Linked DNA regions of Homo sapiens: region 2 is linked to region 1. A link is a loop called in an ENCODE intact Hi-C map of the cell type or tissue named here. Cell type or tissue: MCF 10A. All regions are shown on one strand. Each heading gives the region's core, and the rest is flanking DNA. Links, peaks and the distances in the headings are about the cores only. Region 1 holds the start of GOLPH3L (golgi phosphoprotein 3 like). Region 2 overlaps LOC107985204 (a long non-coding RNA gene).

The links. Peaks named below come from ENCODE experiments on the same cell type or tissue, not always from the same donor. Only the 100,000 strongest peaks of a DNase experiment are listed, where the experiment ranks them.
Region 2: it touches region 1 in a loop (7-fold over the local background); 15 of 110 quality-filtered maps call a loop at or near these places.

What each region holds. Positions count from the first base shown.
Region 1 is chr1:150,695,566-150,698,376 of GRCh38, forward strand. GOLPH3L (golgi phosphoprotein 3 like) reads right to left here and starts at 1,589. Exons shown (of 5, transcript NM_018178.6): 1 at 1,427-1,589. HORMAD1 (HORMA domain containing 1) reads right to left here. Exons shown (of 15, transcript NM_032132.5): 15 at 2,495-2,811. In MCF 10A, for the core only: no CTCF peak of the experiment used is centred there; a DNase peak (open chromatin) is centred at 1,746.
Region 2 is chr1:150,921,156-150,923,966 of GRCh38, forward strand. All of the region lies in intron 1 of LOC107985204 (a long non-coding RNA gene), which reads right to left. Among named protein-coding and RNA genes, the nearest start is that of SETDB1, 3.8 kb to the right of the region's middle. In MCF 10A, for the core only: a CTCF peak has its summit at 1,501 (motif pointing left); a DNase peak (open chromatin) is centred at 1,496.

The DNA of each region.
Region 1 (2,811 bases), core at 189-2,688:
AAAATGCATATAATAATTTGTATCTAATTTCTATAAACGTTCCATGGTACTACATTATAAAAAAACACAAAAAATAGAAAGTAAAAAAGAATACGAAAAACTAAATAGAAATACATGTTCTATATTTCCTTCCCATACCCTAATGACTCATTTCATGTACTCACTTTGGAGATCACAAGTCTAGACGATAACATTCAGAAAATCATGTGTAGTAATTCCACAGTCAGTAAACTTAGCAGCTCTAGTCCTAGCTAGCCATATCTTGCAAATACACAAGGAGCTGCAAACAAAAATTACTGGCAAGAGAGTGTTGAAAGATTAACAAATTTTCTCAATTTAAAAAAAAAAGTCAAAGAACATGTCTTTTATTCTATGTACTACGGTCAAAAGAAACTGCACTAAATCATTTGTGATAAAGTTTATAGTTAGCATACTTTATTTTATATAAATCTAGATATCAGTTTTTAAGATAATATATAACAAATATTTTAAATCAGCAATTATATAAAGGAGTATCTTTTTCAAGATCAAAATAATGGTATTTAAGAGTTGCTATGACTGGACTCGTTTCTACTCCTCTAGCAATATTTCCCATTGCTCCTAATAAGTAGTGTTGCCAGACTTTTTCTCAAAAATGTCTCATGCTTTCTTTCTGCTTCTGCTCCTCTGTACTTGCTGGGGTCTTCACCCTTTTCTCTTCCTCTTTACATTCTACCCATTCTTTAAAGGCCTTGTGAAGGCCTTTAAGTGACCTCCTCTTTTCTATTACCTATGTGTCTCATGGCCACTCCCTCAGCTGTTTCACAGAGCTTTATTTATACTCACTTCCTTTAAAGTATTTATTATAGTCTTTCTCTTGGTATAGCTGTCTCTCAACTGTAAACTTCTTAAGAACAGGGATATTGTCTTCTTGGGTTTATATATTCTCCATAGCAACTAGCACTGTCTTTAACATTGTTATTGCTCGATAAATTTATATTGATTAAAATGAATACTCAGAAGTGCATGTGAACATTTAAAATAGAAATACAAATGAAGTGAGCTACAAAAGTTTTTTTGTACAAGGGTATATTTCAAATATAATTTGTTATGGGAGGTGGGAAGAAAAGTGAAGGAGGAAGAGAACCATGAAATAAATTCTTAAGCGCACTAAGCCTATCTGGCACTGTGAATAGGGACTATTTCCTAAACCAATCCAAGAAACTTTAAACCTTCGCGGGGCAGGGGGGGAGGGGGAGAGGGGGCGGTTTCTTTGAGAAATTAGTTTCATCTGCACATTTACTAGTTAAAAATCCTACTTGAAAGAAAACAAATGGCCCAAATGAATACAAACCTTTCCCTCCCATAAAATAATAATTTTAAAAAATAGAGGTTTTTTTTGGTGGGGGGAAGGGACGTTAGGAAATGTAATTTTCTCGTTGCTTACCTGATGTTACTCCTGGGTTATGGCTGGACGCAGGCTGTAGCTTGTGCTGTATTTTAGAAGGACACCTGTTCTCCCCACCCCACCCCCGTCCTAGTAGGTGAAAAACTTAGCCACGCAGAGAGCACAAACTTCCTGATCCTTCGATGCAGAGAAGGAATAACACATCAGCTTCCTCAGGATCACTAGGCAACCTACCTTGGTGTTTCTTCATTGCGCCAATCAGAAATCACCAAGGTTGAGTCCCGCCAATCGGAGCTCACAGGGGGAGGCTCTCCCCCAGCTATTCTGTTGCGATCCAGACAAACACCACCAAAAGGAGGCAGGTTTGCGTTCAACCTGACAGCTGGTCAATCCAATGAAGGAACCTTGGTGGAAGAGAGGAAAGAGGGCTGCGCTCCCCACCCCCATTAAACCAGCCAATCAAAGCGCTGAGTGAGCTAACATGGGCTGCCAATCTCGAAAGGTTTCTGTGGGTTAATTTCAGCGTAGCAGGTGTGTTGCTGTAGTAGCGTATACTGGGACAATTAAGTGAGATGTGTTGGGATCCAAGCAATACAGCTAAAAATAAATAAATATTTTTACATTGGTTGTTTCTGACAGTCAGTTTATCCTTGACTTGACTGTTCCAGAAAAACATGATCTGGGTCAGTTTGTGTACGTTTATATGGTTTACCTTAAACAGGATGAATACATTTCTACCATCGCATATGTACCAGCATTCCCTATAGCGCTTATTACTGACAAACCCATGGATGTGTATGTTTTTGGAATATGGCTGCTGAAACTACAAGCGGCAAACAGACCAAGTTTTAAGTCTTCCTTTTTCTAAAGCAAAGAAAGCAGGCAAGGCTGGAACTAGCTCCCAGGTTTCTCATTAAAAGCACAGCATTTTTCATACTACCACTCAAAAATTCTAGAAAGTGTGCTCAACTCTTCTTGCAAAGTAATAGCTACCGAAATCATCTAAAAATTAGTATTCCCTATCCCCCCATCCTCCTACCAGCCTTTCAAATGAATGAAGCCATATTTCCTGCTACTTAAATAAAAATTAGAAGCGATAAAAGGGCCTACGTACTGAACAATATTTTATTTATGCTGCAAAAAATGCCATACTTTAAAAATCAGTCTTTTTGTCCTGTAAAAAAAAGCATAGTAAAGGTAAAGCACCAATTCTTAAATTGTACATTATATATTAAAATGTTAATACATTATGTCAAAATATTGAAGAACATTGTTTTAATAACAGCACAATGACAAAAGAGCCAGTTAAATGGTATAATTTTAACATAAGTAAAAAGTGAATCCATACCAAATTTTAATACCAAAGTAAACATTACTGTTTAGAAAAATGGCATTAGAGGGCCTTAACAGTTAGTATATATTTA
Region 2 (2,811 bases), core at 312-2,811, 230 kb after region 1:
AGCCAAGATTGCGCCATTGCAATTCCAGCCTGGGCAACGAGAACACAAAAACTCCGTCTCAAAAAAAAAAGAAAGGAAGGAAGAAAGAAAAAGGGCCAGGTGCGGTGTTTTACGCCTGTAATCCCAGCACTTTGGGAGGCCAAGGCAGGCGGATCACGAGGTCAGGAGATTGAGACCATCCTGGCTAACACGGTGAAACCCCGTCTCTACTAAAAATACAAAAAAATTACCCGGGCATGGTGGTCGGCGCCTGTAGGCTGAGGTAGGAGAGTGGAGTGAACCTGGGAGGCAGAGCTTGCAATGAGCCGAGATCACACCACTGCACTCCAGCCTGGGCGACAGAGCGAGACTCCATCTCAAAAAAAAAAAAAAAAGAAAAGAAAGAAAAAGAAAAGAAATAAGAGCTAAACAAAGCCAATAAAATAGGAAAAGAGGCCGGGTGCAGTGGCTCACCGCTATAAAACCAGCACTTTGGGAGTCCAGGGCAGTTTGATCACCTGAGGTGGTGGGTGGATCACCTGAGGTCAGGAGTTCGAGACCAGCCTGGCCAACATGATGAAACCCCGTCTCTACTAAAAATATAAAAATTAGCTGGGCATGGTGGTGGACATCTATAGTCCCAGCTACTCGGGAGGCTGTTGCAGGAGAATCACTTGAACCTGGGAGGCTGAGGAGCCGAGATGGCACCACTGCACTCCAGCACTCCAGTCTGGGATGACAAAGTGAGACTTCATCTCAAAAAAAAAAAAAAAAAAAAAAAAAAGAATACGAATAGGAAAAGAAAGAAGAGGAAACAAGCTACACTGAATGATGGTTCAAGACCACCAAGTGTATGGCCAAACTGCCTGGGTCTGTCACTTTTTAGCTGTGTAGCTTTGGGAAATTTATTTCTGTGCCTCTGTTTTCTCATCTATAAAAAAGGGACAATAATATTAGTTCTTACCCCATAGGATAATTGTGAAGTTTAAATGAATTAATAACTGGCAAGTGCTTAGAACAGTTCCTGGTATGTAGCAAGTATTCAACAAATATTGTGTGTGTGTGTGTGTTTAGGGAGTAGTATGTCTAAAATTTTTAGCTCAGGTTAGGTGATACCATAATGAAATGAGTTTAGAACATGATGAATTTCAATTATCTGGAGGAACCCTTCACTTCTCCACACCTCAATTTCTGCTGTCTTAATTGAAAATAGGCACTTAGGGTGGTCCCAGGAAACTGTTGAGCAGGTGAAATGAGCACAGGTGAAAATGTGGTCAACAAGAGAGAATTTCAAGGACTTGGCAGTTCTGGCGCTTGGGCTGTGTTTCCAGCCTCACACACAAGGTTCTGGTTTGTACTTTTTAAATGAAATGTAGATTCAATAACTAGTACAGTTAGTGTAAAGACACATGAACAAATTAAAGCAATGATAAGACGCTGTGGTAGTCAATAAAGCTGGTTCATCAGACACACCAGGTTCTCCCTCCTCCCAGAGGTAAGATAACTGCTCTTCCTGGCCCCCTGGTGGTTGTGTAGGACTTTGTGATTCATTCAGGTCAATGAGTTGTAAAAATCAGTGTCTTGAGTCATTTTGTTAATATGAGTCCCTCTAGCATTCTTTCCCTCTGGTATTACTACTCATCAGTGTGGGTTTCCCCAGTAGCTATCATTAGCAGAGCCCCACCATACCTTCCAGAGATGATTATGTAGTGTGAGCAAGAAACACGCCTTTTTTTTTTCTTTTAAGCCACTCAGATTTTGGAGTTGTTTCCACAACATAACCTAGTCTATCCTGATACTGATACTATTTTAATACATATCAAGTTCTTAAAAATTAAGTAGTTAACACCCAGTACTAATAGGGGTGTGGGGAAACACTTTCAGATTTGCTAGTGAGAGTAATAATTGTTACAACCTTTTAGAAAGGTAATTTGACCGCAGATTCTATTAAAATGGAAAAAAAGGGGCCGGGTGCAGTGGCTCACACCTATAATCCCAGCACTTTGGGAGGCCGAAGCGGGCGGATCACCTGAGGTCGAGTGTTTGAGACCAGCCTGTCCAACATGGAGAAACCCCATCTCTACTAAAAATACAAAATTAGCCGGGCGTGGTGGTGCATGCCTGTAATCCCAGCCTCTGGGGAGGCTGAGGCAGGAGAATCGCTTGAACCCCAGAGGCGTAGGTTGTGGTGAGCCGAGATCCTGCCATTGCACTCCAGCTTGGGCAACAAGAATGAAACTCTGTCTCAAAAAAAAAAAAAAAGGCCAGGCGCGGTGGCTCACGCCTGTAATCCCAGCACTTTGGGAGGCCGAGGGGGGCAGATCACGAGGTCAGGAGATCGAGACCATCTTGGCTAACACGGTGAAACCCCATCTCTACTAAAAATACAAAAAATTAGCCGGGCGTGGTGGCGGGCGCCTGTAGTCCCAGCTACTCGGGAGGCTGAGGCAGGAGAATGGCCGGGTGCAGTGGCTCACCGCTATAAAACCAGCACTTTGGGAGTCCAGGGCAGGTTGATCACTTGAGGTGGTGGGTGGATCACCTGAGGTGGTGGGTGGATCACCTGAGGTCAGGAGTTCGAGACCAGCCTCGCTAACATGATGAAACCCCGTCTCTACTAAAAATATAAAAATTAGCTGGGCGTGGTGGTGGGCACCTATAGTCCCAGCTACTCGGGAGGCTGTTGCAGGAGAACCCAGAGGCGTAGGTAGGCTGTGGTGAGCCGAGATCCAGCCATTGCACTCCAGCCTGGGCAACGAGAATGAAACTCCGTCTCAAAAAAAAAAAAAAAAAAAAAAAAAAAAAAAAAAAAGGCCGGTTGCGGTGGCTCAC